Linked DNA regions of Homo sapiens: region 1 is linked to region 2. Evidence: read pairs that join two places in POLR2A ChIA-PET (ENCODE). Cell type or tissue: GM12878. All regions are shown on one strand. Links, peaks and the distances in the headings refer to the core of each region. The heading gives the core; the rest is flanking DNA. Region 1 holds the start of LINC01857 (long intergenic non-protein coding RNA 1857). Region 2 overlaps CCNYL1 (cyclin Y like 1).

Region 1 (8,000 bases), core at 1-8,000, 56 kb before region 2:
ATCTCTACTAAAATACAAAAATTACCTGGGCATGGTGTCATGCACCTGTAGTCCTGGCTACTCGGGAGGCTGAGGCAGGAGAATCGCTTGAACCTGGGAGGCAGAGGTTGCAGTGAGCCAAGATGGTGTCACTGCACTCCAGCCTGGGTGACAAGAGTGAAACTCCATCTCAAAAAAAAAAAAAAAAAAAAAAGAAGAAGTGGGGCTTTCCAGAGGTGATTAAGTCATGAGAGTGGAGCCCTCGTGAGTGGCATTAGGCTTGACTGACTTACAAAAAATCTTAACCAACTGTGTTCAGCCCTTTTCCCTTTCTGCCCTCTGCCATGTGAGGTCACAGTGTTCCTCCCTCCTGAGGATGCAGTGTTCATGAAAGCAAACACTGGGCCCTCACCAGGCAACAAACCTGCTGGTGCCTTCATCTTGGACTTCCCAGCCTTCGGAACTGTAAGAAATAGATTTCTGGGGTTTTTAAAAATAAATTGCTCAGTCTGTGGTATTTTGTTATAGCAGCAGAAACAGACTAAGATGGGGGGTCAGATAGGATACTTTTTTTTTGAGACAGAGTCTCACTATGTCACCCAGGGTAGAGTACAGTGGGGTGATCTTGGCTCACTGCAACCTCCACCTCCCAGGTTCAAGCGATTCTCCTGCCTCAGCCTCCCAAGTATCTGAGATTACAGATGTGCACCACCATGCCCGGCTAATTTTTGTATTTTTAGTAGAGGTGGGGTTTCACCATGTTGGCCAGGCTGGTCTTGAACTCCTGACCTCAGGTGATCTATCCATCTCAGCCTCCCAGTGTGCCGGGATTGCAGGTGTGAGCCATTGCACTCGGCCTACTTTTTATTGAGAGACTAAGGGATACTATGCCTTCCACAGAATTCAAACTTTGACACTCAACAACAAAAGCAAAAAATTTTGTGTCTCATTCGCTTTTGAGATTATTTGTAAAATGTAGACATCACTGAATGCCAAATGCCAAGAATAAAATTTCTTCTAAATTCATCATGAGTGGCTTCTGGTAAAATAATATGGCCTGCCAAAATCGCCTTTAATATTACAATTCACAAATTATCAAATCTCTTGTTTTTGTCTTTTGATATTTCATTTACTGTTTCCAAGCTTTTAGATAAGTTATAATTCTTCTGAAGATATCATAACTGCTTGTTTCTGTTTTCACTACTTTGTTATGACTTGATTTATATGTTTAACTGTTAAATCTCAAGTTTTTGGGGGGCCAGGTGCTGTGGCTCACACCTGTAATTCCAGCACTTTGGGAGGCCGAGGTAGGTGGATCACCTGAGGTTAGAAGTTTGAGACCAGCCTGGCCAACATGGTGAAACCCTGTCTCTATTAAAAATATGAAAACTAGCCAGGCATGGTGACAATGCCTGTAATCCCAGCTACTTGGGAGGCTGAGGGAGGAGAATCACTTGAACCCAGGAGGCGGAGGTTGCAGTGAGCCGAGATCATGCCACTGCACCCCAACCTGGGCAACAGAGCAAAACTCCATCTCAAATTAATTAATTAATTAATTAATAAGAATAAGATTTGTTTGGCATAGTGTAAGTTAAATTGTTTTTGATATTGCTAGCATGAAAAAATAAATTTACAAGGGGTTTTACTTCTCTGCAAAGCAGATAATTTGCATGTTTTGTAAACTGCTTAGCATGGTATAATGTGAGATAATTTAAGCCAGAGGAAAAAGATTTTTCTCACTCCACCACTCCCTTGGAAAATATTTAAAATACGGTGGTCATATTTCTAATTTCCCTTTGAAGGTACTTTTGGATAGATTCCAGGAAAACGACCCTTTGTAAAACAGATGAATGTTTCATCTAAAAATTTGGTCTGCTTATAAAAAGTTAACTACCAAACATGTTTAAGTGTCCATGTTAGTTACTGTGGTACAAATTATATTCAGTAGAAGTTTCACGCTGAGAAAAACCAGGAAGTGCATAAGATGAATACATTCATGGTGATTATGCTCTTCAGGAGCTAGAAAGTAACTACTTAAGAAGATTATGCATGAGAGTAATTGCTGTTTAATGGAGAAAAACTGGGGAAAATAATTATAAGAGTAAAGAAGACCTTTCCTAACCATCTGTCATTTAAAAATCAGAAACGAAAAAAGGAAACATAGCATGTTTTTCGGAAAGACTTGGAAATGATGCCAAAAGGCAATACTCTGGTGGTGCACACACAAAAGCTCTCAGAAGAGTCTCAGATTACTATATAAAAACAGTCTAAACACCCAAGGTGTATTTACTATTACAGTTAGTCACCTTTATTTGACATTTCTGTGTAGCCAAGAGGAGGGAACAAACCCAACTGAGATATCCATCACTGGAACCAGGAAACACCAATAAGAAGACATTTTCTCCCACTAGAATTAAAAAAAAGGTGACTATAGGGAAAAACAGTCTTTTTTTTTTTTTTTTTTTTTTGAGATGGAGTTTTGCTCTCGTTGCCCAGGCTGGAGTGCAATGGCACGATCTCGGCTCACTGCAACCTCTGCCTCCCAGGTTCAAGCAATTCTCCTGTCTCAGCCTCCCCAGTAGCTGGGATTACAGGCATGCGCCACCACACCCGGCTAATTTTGCATTTTTAGTAGAGACAGGGTTTCTTCATGTTGGTCAGGCTGGTCTCGACCTCCCGATCTCAGGTGATCCGCTCGCCTCGGCCTCCCAAAGTGCTAGGATTACAGGTGTGAGCCACCGCAGCCAGCCGAAAAGCAGTCTTCTATTTATCACTTTGAATTTCCTATTTTGTTGAATGCATTGAAGAAATATTAGTAAGCTAATAAAGGACTATATTGTTACAGGCTTTATTCCCATAACATTTTATTGGTGGTCTCTTCTGCTGAAGCAGGTATTCTTAAGGCTATAGATAGGCTGGGCGCTGGGGCTCACACCTATAATCCCAGCACTGTGGGAGGCTGAGGTAGGTGGATCACTTGAGGTCAGGAGTTCAAGACAAGCCTGGCCAATATGGTGAAACCCCATCTCTACTAAAAATACAAAAATTAGTCAGGCAAGATGGTGCATGCCTATAATTCCAGCTACTCAGGAGACTGAGCCAGGAGAATTGCTTGAACCCAGGAGGTGGAGGTTGCAGTGAGTCGAGATTGCACCACTGCATTCCAGCCTGGGTGACAGAGCGAGACTCCATCTAAAAAAAAAAAAAAAAAAAAAAAAAAGAGGGGGCCTATAGATATTAGCCTCTGAAATGTGCCTATCAGAGTCTCCAATCCTGACTTGGAGGAGCTGATGATCTGGATGTGGAGGAAGAAGCAACACCATTAATTATTCAGTGTGACTGGTTTGCTGTTGTTTAATGATACAGGAATTAATAACCAGACAAGACAATAATACAAGAGATGTGAGGCAGTATGTGATTAAGGGTGCAGCTGGAAGTAATCTCTCTTCTCTAAATTTCTGCAACACTTTAGCTGTGTTCCTTATGACACTTTCCCCTTTCTCTCTCTTGCTACTGTTATTTCTTGTCTTTTTCTCCTGACAACAGCGAACTACTGCAGGGCAATTCTATGTCTGATTCGTCCTTGATTCCCCACACAGAGCCTAGCCTAGGCCTGCAGAGCACTGCTGCCAGGAATTATTTATTTCAATAAAATGAGGGACATAGGGGATAAGTTTTGGGTGTGAAGAGGGGGAGGGGAAGGGTGTTGCTTGCTGTGCAGATTCTCACTTTGGGCAAAACTAGATTCTTTTTTTTTTGAAACAGGGTCTTACTCTGTTGCCCAGCCTCCCGAGTAGCTGGGACGCACCACCATGCCCAGCTAATTTGTGTGCGTGCGTGTGTGTGTGTGTGTGTGTATTTTTTATAGAGACAATGTCTCACCATGTTGCCCAGGCTGGTCTCAAACTCCTGAGCTCAAGCAATCTGCCCACCTTGGCCTCCCAGAGTGCTAAGATTACAGGCCTGAGCCACTGAGCCCAGCCTTTATGTATGTGTGTCTGTGTGTATATAAAAAATTATCTGGAAAGCTTTAAAAAAGATACAGAAATATCCAGGCAGAGAGACACTCACTGCAAGCTCTGCCTCCCGGGTTCACGTCATTCTCGTGCCTCAGCCTCCCAAGTAGCTGGGACTACAGGCACCCACCACCACGCCAGGCTAATTTTTTGTATTTTTAGTAGAGACGGGGTTTCACTGTATTAGCCAGGATGGTCTCGATCTCAGCCTCCCAAAGTGCTGGGATTACAGGCGTGAGCCACCACACCCGGCCATGAATTAATATTTATGAAGTATTTGAAACACTGTCTAGCACAAAGTAAGGACTCAACGAGTTCAGCTTTTATTATTTTTTAAAAAGTATTTTCTGTATTGTAGCCCCTTGATCTAGATGAGAAAGTTGAGCTTAAACAGGTTAAGTCAAAGACTGCAATCTGGTCACTCACTGTTGGCTTGCCTGGTTTAAACAAATGTTTAAATGGATTGCAACCATTTGGAACCTGAGAGGTTTCATATGAATATGAAGAATTCTGGCTTATTTGAGTAACAGGATAATCTCTTAGCACTGGGCCAGCATTCCTGCAAGGCACCCATTGGCTCTTGCTGACCAGTGGCTTCTCGTTGCAGATGGAGCCCGCACTCTCCAGTTCATCACCACCCCAGCATCCCTACTCTTGCATCTAACAGTTTCCGCTATTTTGCACCACCTGCCTGGCCCTTATGGGCAACTCAAGGAAGAAAGGAAAGAAGAGATAGAGGAAAAATGGATTCAACAAATGAAAGTGTTCTTTCTGACTACTGCTGTGTTTACAAACATTTTAATCATCAAAACATGCTTTATTTGATAGAAAGATCAAATCTGCCTTTGTAAAACAAGAGACTATTTTAATCATTAAGACAACACACATGTTTGATTTGGAGGCGTGTTCTCATTCAAAACCTTGCAAAATATAATTTCTTCTTGTCTGGGAGATGGTGTCTTTCTTCGGGGAGAACCTTGAGAGAAATGTCTATGAATGTGTCTGTAGATTGAGGATAGGCCAACAAACATATTTTGAAATATTTTTTCTTTCTTTTAAAAAAATAGATACTTTTAAAAGAAAATGCTTATTTAAATTACATAGCTCTTTTTTTCACTCTCAGTCATCATTTGTGGTTTCAGTCAGTACTACATTTATTCCCCAGAGCTAGGATTGCTGTGTTTTTAGAAAGGGAGCCTGTTTGAAGGGACTCTATACTCTTGCAGTAATTAAAATCCTTTTAGGAGTCTTTGACTTTGACTTACTGCTTTGTTTTAAATTATTGAAATTATTCAACTTCCCCATTCTAACCCACGGAAGGCTGTTGTTGTTCTCATTTATAATGGCACAATATAAGTTTAAAGATAGCTGTCTCCACATGAATGCATCTGCAAATCCATCTCTCTTCTCTCTTCTGCCATCCAGGTTAAGAAGCTCCACTGCGCTTTGTCCATTGCAAGTTGAGAAGTGAGGCCCCAGCTGTCACATACAGTGAGTGAAGAAGCTGAGCTTCCCTCAACGCCTGGGCCTGTATGAATTTTTTTTTTTTTTTTTTTTTTGGAGACGGAGTCTCACTTTGTTGCCCAGGCTGGAGTGCAATGGCACTATCTCAGGCCACTGCAACCTCTGCCTCCCAGGTTCAAGCGATTCTTCTGCCTCAGCCTCCTGAGTAGCTGGGATTACAGAAGTGCACCATTACAGCTTGCTAATTTTTGTATTTTTAGTAGAGAAGGGTTTTCACCATGTTGGCCAGGTTGGTCTCGAACTCTTGGCCTCAGGTGATCCGCCCGCACAGCCTCCCAAAGTGTTGGGATTACAGGCGTGAGCCACTGCGCCCGGCCTTAGGTAAGTTCCTTTTTTTTTTTTTTTGAGACGGAGTTTCACTCTGTTGCCCAGGCTGGGGTGCAATGGCATGATCTCGGCTCACCGCAACCTCTGCCTCCTGGGTTCAAGCAATTCTCCTGCCTCAGCCTCCTGAGGAGCTGGGATTACAGGCATGCACCATCATGCCCGGCTAATTTTGTATTTTTAGTAGAGACGGGGTTTCTCCATGTTGAGGCTGGTCTCAAACTCCTGACCTCAGGTGATTCACCCGCCTCGGCCTCCCAAACTGCTGGGATTATAGGCATAAGCCACCGCGCCCGGCCTTAGGTAAGTTTCTTAAAGGAAATGCAGACTTCAATTACTTTCACCTTGGCTGTATATAAAAAATTATCTGGGAAGCTTTAAAAAAGATCCAGAAATACCCAGGCAGAGAACAAAGGGAATTTGCTCCCTGCTCCCTTAGAGACATTAAATTGAAATTGCTTGGATCAGCCAGGCACGGCGGCTCATGCCTGTAATCCCAGCACTTTGGGAGGCTGAGGCGGGCACATCATGAGGTCAGGCGTTCGAGACCAGCCTGTCCAACACGGTGAAACCTGTCTGTACTGAAAATACAAAAATTAGCCAGGCCTGGTGGCACATGCCTGTAGTCCCAGCTACTTGGGAGGCTGAGGCAGGAGAATCCCTTGAACCCAAGAGGTAGAGGTTGCAGTGAGCCAAGATCGTGCCACTGTACTCCATCCTAGGCAACAGAGCAAGACTGCATCTCAAGAAAAAAAAAAAGAAATTACTTGGATCCTAAGAATGGGTATTTTTTTTAATTGTGGTAGAACAAACAACAGCAACAACAAAAAAACGCACAACGTAAAATTTGCCATCTTAATCATTTTTAAGTGTACAGTTTAGTAGTGTTAAGTAAATTTACATTGTGATGCAACAGATTTCCAGAAGCTTTTCATCTTGCAAAGCTGAATCCCTACACCTTTTTTTTTTTTTTTTTTTGAGACAGAGTCTTGCTCTGTTGCCCAGGCTGGAGTGCAGTGGCATGATCTTGGCTCACTGCAACCTCCACCTCCTGGGTTCAAGCGATTCTCCTGCCTCAACCTCCCAAGTAGCTGAGAGTAAGGCGCTCACCACCATGCCCGGCTAATTTTTGTATTTTTAGTAGAGATGGGGTTTCACCATATTGGCCAGGCTGGTCTCAAACACCTGACCTCGTGATCTACCCGCCTCGGCCTCCCAAAGTGCTGAGATTACAGGCATAAGCCACTGCGCCCGGCCATCTACACCCATTAAACAACTCCCCACTTCCCCTTCTCATCAGGTGCTGGCAACCACCATTCTACTTTTTGTTTCTATGAGTTTGACTACTTTAGATGCCTCATATAAGTGAAATCATACAGTATTTGTCTTTTGTGGCTTATGTCACATAGCATAATGTCCTCAAGGCTCATCTATGTTGTAGCATGTGTCAGCATTTCCTTCCTTTTTAAGGCTGAATAATATTTCATGGTACGTACATAACACATTTTCTTTTTTCTTTTTTTTTTTGAGATGGAGTCTTGCTGTGTCGCCCAGGCTGGAGTGCAGTGGCGTGATCTCGGCTCACTGCAAGCTCCGCCTCCTGGGTTCTTGCCATTCTCCTGCCTCAGCCTCCCAAGTAGCTGGGACTACAGGCGCTCGCCACCATGCCCGGCTATTTTTTTGTATTTTTAGTAGAGACGGAGTTTCACCGTGTTAGCCAGGATGGTCTCCAACTCCTGACCTCGTGATCCACCAACCTCGGCTGGGATTACAGGCCTGAGCCACCACGCCGGCCCATAACACATTTTCTTTATCGATTCATCTATCGATGGGCATTTAGATTGTTTCCACATCTTGGCTATTGTGAATAATGCCGGGGTGAACATGGGTGTGCAAATACTATATATCTTTCCTTTTTAAGGCTGAATAATATTTCTTGGTATGTACATAACACATTTTCTTTATCCATTCATCTATCGATGGGCATTTAGGTTGTTTCCACATCTTGGCTATTGTGAATAACGCCGCTGTGAACACGGGTGTGCAAATACTATATCTCTTTGAAATCCTGCTTTCAATTCTTTTGGATATGTAGCTAGAAGTAGAATTGCTGGATCATATGTTAAGTATATTTTTAATTTTTTGAGGAACTTCCAT
Region 2 (12,310 bases), core at 2,012-10,011:
AGAATTGGCAATGTAATGTGGAAAAACCTCTGAGCAACAGATCTTTCCTCTTTCCAGTAGCTATTTTAAGCCCTCTCTTTTTTTTTTTTTTTTGCTTTTTTGAATAATATGTTTGATGTAAAAGACATAGAGAATACAGAAAAGTCATTGATTATGGTATGCATATGAATATAACATTTTATTTTAGAAAAATGAGATCATTCTATATGAGCTGCTTCATAACTTACAGCAGTGAAATAATGTCATAAATTCCTGAATCACTGCTTGACATCCAGAGAGTGCTCCAAGATATCTTTCCATGCCAGGACACCCTGCTCTATCGCATGCCTTCTAGTAACTGCTTAATGTACCATCAGATGGTTGGAGTATCATTTATTTACCTATCCTTTATGATTGGGCATCTTTTCTAGTAACATCATACACAGTCTCATTACATTTGATTTCAAGGGTACCGATAAAAACATATTTTGATGACTGATGCCTTGTACCTCCCTGTAGAATTCAGTTAAATCTATGGGTTGAGTCATTTTGTAGTTAAGATATTTTAGTATTAAATGTTCTTATGGGCCAGGTGTGGTGGCTCACGCCTGTAATCCCAGCACTTTGGGAGGCCGAGGCGGGTGGATCACGAGGTCAGGAGATCGAGACCATCCTGGCTAACACGGTGAAACCCCGTCTCTACGAAAAATACAAAAAATTAGCCGGGCGTGGTGGCGGGCGCCTGTAGTCCCAGCTACTCGGGAGGCTGAGGCAGGAGAATGGTGTGAACCCAGGAGGCAGAGATTGCAGTGAGCCGAGATCACGCCACTGCACTCCAGCCTGGGTGACGGAGCGAGACTCCATCTCAAAAAAAAAAAAAAAAAAAGTTCTTATGTCAAATTGGAGTTAGCATTGACTTTTCCCTGGACTTTAGAATTCATCATTTAATATTTTTTGTTTCTTGGTAGCCTATCTTGCATCTTTAATTCTGAATAGCTACCACTTTAAAAGATTTGATGCTTACCACTTTAAAAGATTTGATTAGATGACAAATCAAGAGAGAATGTTAGAAGAAATATTAAAAGATGTGGGAAAACTGGGAGAAACTTGACTAGTTTTGGGTGTGCTGAAACAGATGTTTATTGAGTACCTTTAGGTGGCCAGGCTGTGTTCCAGATTTAGGGCAGACAGTGGTATACAAGACAGAACCTCATCCTAACTCTGATCCTTACATTCTGGAGGGAGCTAGGGATAGATAATACATGAATAATCAAGAATGTTAGGTGGTGAGGTGCTAGGGAGAAAAGTAAAATAGGGTCATGGATTGGGGAGGAGGACAGTTACATGGGGGTTGTGGGGATGAAAGATGGCTGCTCTCCTTACGTGACCTGTGAGCAGTCCTAAAGTGAGAAGGGAGCCTTGTGAGGATGGTTGGTGAGAGCCAGGGGTCCACACAGACAGTTACTTTGGAGTTCCTTGAATGGGAGCAAACTTGTTTTTGGCCAAGGACAGAAAGACACAGGGTGGCTGCGGAAGAGTGAAAAGGATGCCAGGACTATGGTGGGTTAAGGCCATGTGTGTATAGTGGGCCTTGGCAAAGAATATAGACTTTAGTTGTGATAGGAAACCATTGGAGGATTATAGCCTGGGAAATATTTTTAATTCTTTTTTTTTTTTTTTGAGATGGAATCTTCACTGTGTCGCCCAGGTTGAAGTACAGTGGCTCAATCTTGGCTCACTGCAACCTCCGCCTCCTGGGTTCAAGCGATTCTCCTGCCTCAGCCTCCCGAGTAGCTGGGGCTACAAGCACGTGCCACCACACCCGGCTCATTTTTTGTATTTTTAATAGAGATGGGGTTTCTCCGTGTTAGCCAGGATGGTCTCGATCTCCCAACCTCGTGATCCACCCACCCTGGCCTCCCAAGGTGCTGGGATTACAGGTGTGAGCCACCATGCCCGGCCAATATTTTTAATTGTTTAAGAAAAAGATCAGACGGTGGCTCATGCCTATAATCCCAGCAGTTTGGGAAGCAGAGGCAGGAGGATTGCTTGAGCCCAGGAGTGGGCTGGGACTAGCCTGGACAACGTGCTGAGACCCTGCCTCTACAAAAAGTAAATTAGCCAGGTGTGGTGGCACACACCCATAGTCCCAGCTACTCAAGAAGCTGAGGCAGGAGAATCTCCTGAGCCCAGGAAGTCAAGGCTGCATTGAGCTGTGATTGCTCCACTGCCCTCCAGCCTGGGTGACAGTGAGACTGTCTCAAAAAAAAAAAAAGATCAGACTAGCTGTAAAAGTAGGTAGCAAAGTGATGAATAGACAAGTCACAGAAAAATAAATGCAGATGATCCTTAAACACAGCTTCACACTTAAGAGAAATACAAACGAAAACTGTGCTGTGATTTCTCTTCTGTTGGGAGAAGATCCAAAAACTTGACAATACATTCTTTGGTGTGGCTGCGAAGAGTTGCATTCGTGTATTGCTGGTTAAAATGTAAGGTGGTTTGACTCCCTGAAGAGGAATTTGGCATAATCTCAAACATTGCAAATGCATTTAATCCAGAAATCCTACTTCAAGGAATTTATCCTGAAGGCATACCCCATAAATATGAAATAACATGTGCATAAGGTTTTGTTGCATTATTTTCAATAGCTAAATATTGGAAATAATATGTCTAGTAAGAAATTGGTAAAATAAACTGTTATATCCACACAGAGGAGAATTATGGAGCTGTTAAAAAAAAAAAAAACTCTCTTTACTGCTATGGAGTGATACCCAGATATCCAGGATATGTTACATGAAAAAAAACAAGGAGGAGAATGTACAGTAATGTATGAAATAATATGTATTTGCTTATTTAAAACAACAACACTGAAAGGAATTCTTGGTGGTGGTGTGTGACTGTTTTTCCCTTAATTTCAGAGGTAGCCAAAGTGCATATTTGCTGAAGATGTTATTTTGGTATGGGCTTTCCAATAAATGCTAACTGTTCACTTTTGCTTTTAATTTGTGAAAACTTTGTTTTATAATTTATTGTGCATTATGTGGTATATAGCAATTGCTTTTTTTTTTTTTTTTGAGATGGAGTCTAGTTCTGTTGCCCAGGCTGGAGTACAGTGGCACGAGCTCAGCTCACTGCAACCTCCACCTCCTGGGTTCCAGCAGTTCTAATGCCTCAGCCTCCTGAGTAGCTGGGACTACAGGCATGTGCCACCACGCCCAGCTAATTTTTATATTTTTAGTAGAGAAGGGGTTTCGCCATCTTGGCCAGGCTGGTCTTGAATTCCTGACCTCAGGTGATCTGCCCACCTCAGCCTCCCAAAATGCTGGGATTACAGGTGTGAGCTACTGCGCCCGGCTTATAGCAATTGCTCTTGCATTTCATTTTATTCTCACTATATTTTGAGTTAGGTAGTATAAGAATTATACTTGTTTTACATATGAGAAGACAGGCTTTGAGAGGTGTAAATTGAGTTTGCCAAGGTTTTTTAATTTGTTTTTTGTTTTTGAGATGGTCTTTCTCTGTTGCCGAGGCTGGAGTGCAGTGGTGTGATCATAGCTCACTGCAGCCTCCACTTCCTGGGCTCAAGTGATCCTCTTGCCTCAGCCTCCCAAGTAGCTGGGACTAAGAGTTTTCCAAGGTTTAAAAAGATAAGACTTGGTATGGTCAGGTGTGGTGGTGGCTCATGCCTGTACTACAGCACTTTGGGAGGCTGAGGTGGGTGGATCACGAGGTCAGGAGATGGAGACCATCCTGGCCAACATGGTGAAACCCCATCTCTAATAAAAATACAAAAATTAGTTGGGTGTGGTGGCACATGCCTGTAGTCCCAGCTGCCTGGGAGGCTGAAGCAGAAAAATCGCTTCAACTCAGGAGGCAGAGGTTGCAGTGAGCCGAGATCATGCCACTGCACTCCAGCCTGGGTGGTAGAGTGAGACTCCGTCTCAAAAAAAAAAAAAAAAAAAAAAGGCTTGGTAGATCAAGAATGTAAATTTCAGATATATGGCATATAGGATTAGAATTTATAGAATGACTCATGGGCTTCTTTGGATACTGCCTTTTTTCCACCTTTTTTTCAGTTAATTAAGCTTTAGAGTTAAAATAATAACATTGGATAATGAAAAATGAAATGGAGGTACTTGTAACCCAGACTTTTTTTTTTTTTTTCTTTTCTCTGTATGAGACAGGGTCACAACTCTGCCTGTCGCCCAGGCTGGAGCACAGTAGTGCCATTAGAGCTCACTGTAACCTCAAATCCCTGGGCTCAAGTTATCCTGCCACTTCAGCCTCCCAAATAGCTGGAACTACAGGCATGTGCCTCCACACCCAACTAATCTTTTAAAAAATTTTTGTAGAGATGGGGGTCTCACTATGTTATGTTGCCCAGGCTGGTCTTGAACTGTTCTCAAGTGATCCTTCTGCCTCAGCCTCCCAGAGTGCTGGGATTACAGGTGTGAGTCACTGCACTCCACCCAGAAATACTCTTAAAAGTCTAAAAAAGGAGTTAAGTGCTATTAAGAAATACACAAAGGGAGAAAGGTATACTATAGCATATGAAATGTCACAGCTCAGTCACGATCACTAAAACATAGATTGAGGCGTGAAGGTAAGTTAAAGCAAGACTGAACACTGACATAGAAGGAGGTAGAGCAGTGTTTCGGAAACCAGATTTAGGATTGTCAGAAGCTAGGAAAGCAAAAGCAAGGCATGAGTGAGCATGAGACTGGAGCTTGGCTGGTACTGTGTGACCTCAGATGAGGCAGGGCAGCTCAAGACCCATCAGGTAAGACTTACCTGATGGGTGGAACGTGTGAACTTAGATAAAATCTCAGCGTTTACATCATAGTTGAGAGGTTTGAAATGTTTGTGTTATGGACCGTAAGACTAATACAGTGTGCAGTATGGTAGAGCAGGTCAGTAAATGCAGTAAGCCTTTAAATAAACAGATGCCCAGCAGTTGGCCCAGAAACTGCCAATGTCTCCTGTTTAATTGGGATATATTGAAATCAATATGTTGAACTCAATCTCTTTCTCTGAAATATGCTGCTTCTGTCAGTTACTTTCTTGGTTGCTGCCCTCTCCCTTTAATATTTTGACAAGAAAAATAATTTCTTTACAGTTTACAATTGCATAATTTTAACACTTTTAGCCTTTAGTAATAATGCATTTCATTTATTCTAAGTTCCATATTTTTACATTTTTAATTAACATCTGTGAAATTGAGATGGCTGATAGATTCAAGGAGAAGCAGTGTTCAATGTCAGTGGATCTTACAGATTTCTTCCCCTGAGGGGGGTGTTTATATTAAGACCTGAGTTTAATTTTTTTTTGTCTTACTTGCCCCCCATCATACTATCATGCTTTCGAATTAAGTTGCAATTTAAATTGATAATACAAAACTGGTGGGTCTTAAAATACAATTTTATACATAACCCCTAACCATGATATCAAAAACTATTTCTTCTAGTTTCAAACATTCTTAGGAGTTTTTTGTTTTTTTTTTTTTTGTTTTGAGACAGAGTCTTGCTCTGTTGCCAGGCTGGAGTGCAGTGGCGCCATCTCGGCTCACTGCAACCTCTGCCTCCTGAGCTCAAGCAATTCTCCTGCCTCAGCCTCGGTGGCAGCTCCTGGCTGGCTAGCAGTGCTAGAGTACAGCCCTGCCTTTCTCCTTTGGTTCTTGGGAAGTCCCAAGAGAAATGTAATTGATTGGCCAGCTGTAAGTCACATGCCCACCCTAAAACCCCTGAGTTGAGGGAGTGCCAGCTTGTTACTTGGGCTTATTTGGCTTTTTTCTCTATATCTTATCATTTCTGTTATCCTAGTTGCCTTGGATTTTTTTTTTTTTTTTTGAGATGTAGTCTTGCTCTGTTGACCAGGCTGGGGGGCAGTGGTGTGATCTTGGTTCACTGCAACCTCTGCCTCCTGGGTTCAAGCGATTCTTCTGCTTCAGCCTCCCGAGTAGCTGGGACTAGAGGTGCACGCCATCACGCCTGGCTGATTTTTTTGTATTTTTAGTAGAGATGGGGTTTCACTGGGTTGGTCAGGCTGGTCTCGAACTCCTGACCTCATGATCTGCCAGCCTCAGCCTCCCAAAGTATTGGGATTACAGGCATGAGCCACCATGCCCAGCCGCCTTGGATATTTCTTATATTTACACAGTAGCACATCTTGGTTTTCTTATATTTAAATACATAGTAGCACATCTTGATTTGGGGCGGGGGAGGTGTGTGTGTGAAGCCTGCTCCTCTTTGATTTTGGTACTTAATTTTCCTGGACTTCATTGAAAATTCCTAATTAAACTTTATCATGACATAGGTACTGATTCATAATATGGCTTCTTCTGTAAACATTAGTTATTTTTTAGATTCAAATGGTAGTATATTTGCTTTCTTTTTGAAAGGAAGTAGTCATGAATCCTTTTAGAAGCTTTAGGTAGAGGCTGGGTGTGGTGGCTCACGCCTGTAATCCCAGAACTTTGGGAGGCCGAGGGGGGCAGATCACAAGGTCAGGAGTTTGAGACCAGCCTGGCCAGCATGGTGAAACCCAGTCCCTACTAAAAATACAAAAATTAGCCGGGCATGGTGATGCGTGCCTGTAGTCCCAGCTAGTTGGGAGGCTGAGGCAGGAGAATCACTTGAACCCGGGAGGTGGAGGTTGCAGTGAGCCAAGATTGCACCACAGCACTCCAGCCTGGGCGAAAGAGTGAGACTCTTCTCTCGGAAAAAAAAAAAAAGGAGCTTTAGGTAGAGGCAGCTGTGAAAGTCTCTGCCTGTCATTTTGTGCACAAATGATTTTATTTTTCCAAATAGCTTAAAATTGTCACGTCATCTTTTCAAGATGTGGAAAAACTTCAAACATAATTTTTGTGTGGGTCTTTTACATAAGAATAGTTTCCTCTAAAAGCAGTTTAAAAAAGTTGAGTGAAGGACTTTCCATGGAGAACAAAGCAGTTGGTTTAGGTATGTAAGTTTTTAGTGATCTGGCAGTACTATTAAAATGGATGATTCATAATTCATTTTAACCAGGAAGTCCCAAAATTATGTTCATATAAGATTCTAACCAAATTACTTGGAAGAGAGAAAAGGATTCTAGGTAGATAAATTTGTGAAATGCTGAGTTAGACAGTAATCACTACTAGACTGATTAGTTTTTAGTATATCAATGTGCGTTTTGATTTTGTAAGAGCCAGGGATAGAGTATATTGTCATTTGACCACTAAATCGCTTTTTTAAAAGTAGAGCAATTATATTAATATGTAGTTTTGGGAAATATCGCCTTAACTGTTACTCTGGATCTTGGCCCAGTTTCTTACAAGATTGGTTAAGATAAGTGGCTTGAAATGGACCTTGCTGGGCTGGGCGCGGTGACTCACCTCTATAATCCCAGCACCTTGGGAGGCTGAGGTGGGTGGATCACCTGGGGTCAGGAGTTTGAGACGAGCCTGGCCAACATGGTAAAACCCCGTCTCTACTAAAAATACAAAAATTAGCCGGCGTGGTGGCAGGCACCTGTAATCCCAGCTATTTGGGATACTGAGGCAGGAGAATTGCTTGAATCCTGGAGGCAGAGGTTGCAGTGAGCTGAGACCGTGCCACTGCACTCCAGCCTGGGCAATAGAGTGAGACTCCATCTCAAAAAAAAAAAAAAAAAAAAAGACCTTGCTGAAGAATATCATAGATTTTTATTTTTTCCCCTCGTGACAATTTTTATTATCCCATATTATGGCAAAGTTTGTTTCATGAAAATTCAAGAGTCTGTTTTGTAGTCTTGCCTAAATATATTATCCAACTTTGGTGCAAGGTGGACTACAGGCAGGTTTATCTTGACATAGATAGGGGCAAAATTTTTTAGAAACAGCCCTAAGATCTGCTTTAAAACGTACTCTTGATGAAACACCAAATTAACCATGCTGTTAGAAGGAAGAAGTGAGAAATTGAGGGCAAACGTTAATCATTTTCTAACATGTTTCTGTATGTTAGAACACAGAACTTCCATTCAGTCCTCTTAAATCTGCCATGATGAATGGCCCCCCAAAAAACCACAGCTAACTAAATTAGTTTACTTGTTGAATGGAGTTAGAATTAGCCGTTTAATTGTCTAAAGAACATTTGCCAAAAACAACTCTTTGTTTTACCATATTTGATGTATTGAGCTGGTGCCTGACAGTAACTGGCCACAGCATCACTTGCTACTTGAGATTGTTCTTGAAATGTGCTAGTAATAGCAGTAGAGAGGAGAGTGTGGTTATATTTCTATTTGATAAGTTGAAGGAGGAGGACATGCGTATGATTCATCTAACATTTGTACCAGATTATTTAGGCACAGATTTTTTATTAAAAGTCTCTGACACAGCCTGGTTTTTGTTCCACGTGTGTGGAGAGATTCTACAATTTTGCATTCCCCAGGAGTATTTTTGTATTGTCTTTATTTCCTTTATATTTATTACTAAAAACTTCTCTGAAGACTGTTAAAAGTGATTAAAATGGATGTGTATCTATTTCAGAAATCATCTTTTCTACTCACCTAAAGTGTCACGTCTTTTTCCTCCTCTTCTATAGATTTAGCTTTGGAGTCAAACCCTTCTGACCATCCAAGGGCAAGCACAATTTTCCTGAGCAAATCTCAAACGGATGGTAAGACAATACTGTTTTTTCCTTCCAAGGAAAAGACTGAAAACTGTTTCTATTTTATTGGATGTATTATAGAAGGTATTTAGAAGAACTGATGTATTAGTTTAAAATTTTCTTTTCATATGTTCACTGATTTTAATATGTGATATACTTTCCTTTAGTTGTGATTGTTTAGTAATAACATGTAGACCTATTTACAGGTTTTGCCACCTTTTTATAACACAATTAATTGGCCACATGATTTAGTAACATGGATTTTTTTTTTTTTTTTTGAGAGGCTGGAGTGCCTTTATTGCCCATGCTGGAGTGCAATGATGTGGCCTCAGCTCACTGCAGCCTCCATCTCCCACGTTCAAGCAATTCTCCTGCCTCAGCCTCCCAAGTAGCTAGGACTACAGGCATGAGCCACCATGTCCGGCTAATTTTTGTATTTTTAGTAGAGATGGGGTTTCACCATGTTGGCCAGGCTGGTCTCAAACTCCTGACCTCGTGATCTGCCCTCCTCAGCCTCCCAAAGTGCTGGGATTACAGGCGTGAGCCATCTGGCCAGTATCATGGATTTATGCATATTTCTCCATACTTCTTTGACCTCTTTCCCTTGCTCCAAAAGAGTACATTTTAAAGATGAATGATAGGATTTAAGCTGCAGCTTGGTTTCATTTGAACAACAACAAAAAATCAGTTCGTATACAGGGATTGAATCTGTGATTTTGGCTTCCTTTTATACAATGCTCTAACCACATGAGCCTATCACATTCAAATTTATGCTACTCAGAACTTTTAAGCTATTAACTTTTCCATCCTAATGTAGTGTAAATATAAACATGCCCCATGGTGTTTCCCAGAAGGTTAGCCTCAGCAAGTGAAACTTACGTACATTTTCCTTGTCCTGCTTGTTTTAGGATGAGAATCAGAACTGTTGTATTTTTCTGTACTCCTGTTTATCTTCCTTATAATTATGTTAAATCCTAATTTATTTGCTAAAAAGCTATATACAACCAGGTTTTTCATTTGATTTCAACAGCAAGAATACAAGAAGTGGGGGTTCTATAATACTTGAAGTAATGGAGCACAACACAAAGCAGGGGAGTTGTAAGCAGCATTTTCGAAGCTCGTGTGGACTTTGTCTTGAGCTGGTCATTTCTGGTTAGGATAGTTGTATTTCTCAGTTTCTTTCAGAGCCATAGGCTTCTCACACAGACAGAGTGTGGAAGCAGTAAAAGAAGAGCTATCCCATGCTCCTCTTTCTTCAGTGGTAAGGAGTGTGTGCTTGTGATACTTGTCTAGCATCAAAGGAAGAGGCAGTATAGGAAACAAAGCGTGGTCCAAGTCCCTCTTGGAGCTTTTATTCTTCTGGCCTTTGTTAAAATGATTTTATGTGCTGAATATACCATGTTCAATTAGGTTAACATTCATTTTAACATTTAAATTTAAGGAAGTTTACTTTCCACTTGTGTAAAGACCCGTTTATTTTTTCAGTAACATACTAGTAGATGACCAGTAAGTGGTTCAGGATGTTTGCAGTGATTGTGGTGCAGCTAGAGATTGGCACCTAGCCAGAAACTGGTTCTTAGAGCTGTCAGGTGTTAGATCTTGGTAATTAAAGTAAGCTACCTGTAAATGTAGAATTAAAAAATACTGCTGGATGATGGTTCAGATATGCAACAGGGAAACCTATTAGCTAAATTTCTCATTTAGCATAATTTGTTTTGCCCCTTTCTTTTTTATGTAGGGATTCTTTCATTTCCATGTAATAGAATATCTGTCAGTTCAAAAAGTAAAACTAAGTTTTTAGATTTTATTTTATGGGATTCATCTTGCCAGATGATTTAAATGATGAATTTTGTTGGAAATTATTTTTTAAATGGAATTTTATCTCATTTTGTATATTGTTAATCAGATGATTAGCAACTACTTTTATACTGTGGCATTTGTATCAGAATTGATCAGCTAATTTTTTTTATTCTTAGTGCGAGAAAAGAGGAAGAGCAACCATTTGAACCATGTAAGTAAACAGTTGGAAAGCTAAGAAATTAACAGTTGAATTAAAAGTATGTCTGTCATGATTCCATAAAAATATAATGGGGACCCAATACTGTTAGTATGAGCCTCTTTTTGTGGATTTTCTAAATCATTTCTATTTTGCTGAGAATCAGATTTATGCAGGAAAGTCTTTGACTTAGTGTACCCAATTGTTAAGGGTTTCTGACATTTAAGTTAAATTTCAATAGTTTGGTTGTGGTATAAATATCTGCCTTAAATATTTTTGCCTAAAGTTTTTAATCTTTTTAAAAATCAAGTAACAAAATTATAATAGCTAAGTTCATTTTTAGCACTATATGTTGACTTCCTGTCATAACAAGTGAAAACTTAGCTTCCTCACTCCACCGTGACCTTATTTTCTTCCCTCTATTTCTCCCATATATATCACATTTTTAATTAAATCAGTAATTGATGTTTACATTGTTATGATTATACAGATATTATTCACTGCTGAGTCATATATTATTCTCACTGTCTTCTCCTTGTACATCCTTTGTTTCTCTTAAATATTTCTGAAATCTGGGCGTGTCTGCACGTCTCTTCCTAGCCTCCACTAGCTCACACAGCCAAATGCAGTAGTAACCCTTGGCTGGTCTCCTTGCTTTCATGTCTTTTTTTTTGTGTGTGTGGAATTAATTTCCTGACTATATTCATTTGGCTGTTTTCTAACAGCTATTTTTCCCCCCAAATGTTGTAGCATTTGCCACATGCCTATCAAAAATGTTTTCCATCTACTAAAACACATCTGTTCCATTTTTCTCTTGGAGACAGCTTTCCTCAGCCTTTTGTCATCCTCTTCAAATATAGACGGGTTTTTCCTAAGACTGTTCTGTGCCTGTTTTCCTGGGATATCTCTCTGAAGTCATCTGGGATCTCACATAACTGTCCTTTTGTGTTGGGTCCCCTAAATCCTAGATTCTGTGTTTCCCTCTATCTTGTTATCCTTCCTAGTTTTACCGGAGTACATTTTCCTGGGAAAGGGCCCATAGACAGACATATTTAGAGATCTAGCCTGTCTGAAAACCTCCCCTATTTCTTTCTCTCTCTCTCTTTTTTTTTTTTTTTTGAGACAAAGTCTTGCTCTTGTCCCCCAGGCTGGAGTGCAGTGGTGCGATCTCAGCTCACTGCAACCTCTGCCTCCCGGGTTCAAGCGATTCTCCTGTGTCAGCCTCCCAAGTAGCTGGTATTACAGGCGCCTGCCACCACGCCCAGCTAATTTTTGTATTTTTAATAGAGACGGGGTTTCACCATGTTGGCCAGGCTGGTCTCGAACTCCTGACCTCAGGTGATCTGCCCGCCTTGGCCTCCCAAAGTGGGGATTACAGGCATGAGCCACTGCACCTGGCCTTTTTTTTTTTTTTTCTTTTTTTCTCTTTTTTGAGACAGGGTCTCACTCTGTTGCCCAAGCTGGAGGGCAGTGGTGTGGTCTTGGCTTACTGCATCCTTAACCTACTGGGCTCAAGTGATCCTCCCATCTCAGCCTTCCGAGTAACTGGGACTACAGGCATGTGCCACTATGTCCAGCTAATTTTTGTATTTTTCATAGAGATGGGGTTTTGCCCTGTTGCTCAGGCTGGTCTCAAACTCCTGGCCTCAAGCCATCCACCTGCATCAGCCTTTCAAAGTGTTGGGGTTACAGGTGTGAGCCACTGCACCTA

What was found. Peaks named below come from ENCODE experiments on the same cell type or tissue, not always from the same donor. Only the 100,000 strongest peaks of a DNase experiment are listed, where the experiment ranks them.
Region 1: POLR2A ChIA-PET joins it to region 2 with 10 read pairs; 14 of 35 experiments call an interaction of 5 or more read pairs at or near these places.

Annotation. Positions count from the first base shown.
Region 1 is chr2:207,662,079-207,670,078 of GRCh38, forward strand. It overlaps LINC01857 (long intergenic non-protein coding RNA 1857), which reads left to right and starts at 306. Exons shown (of 4, transcript NR_135566.1): 1 at 306-444; 2 at 5,421-5,486. In GM12878, for the core only: no CTCF peak of the experiment used is centred there; a DNase peak (open chromatin) is centred at 303; H3K4me3 peaks cover 1,379 bases; H3K27ac peaks cover 1,313 bases.
Region 2 is chr2:207,716,263-207,728,572 of GRCh38, forward strand. It overlaps CCNYL1 (cyclin Y like 1), which reads left to right. Exons shown (of 10, transcript NM_001330218.2): 2 at 8,538-8,612; 3 at 10,580-10,614. Among named protein-coding and RNA genes, the nearest start is that of CCNYL1, 11 kb to the left of the region's middle. In GM12878, for the core only: no CTCF peak of the experiment used is centred there; DNase peaks (open chromatin) are centred at 5,695 and 8,099; H3K27ac peaks cover 263 bases.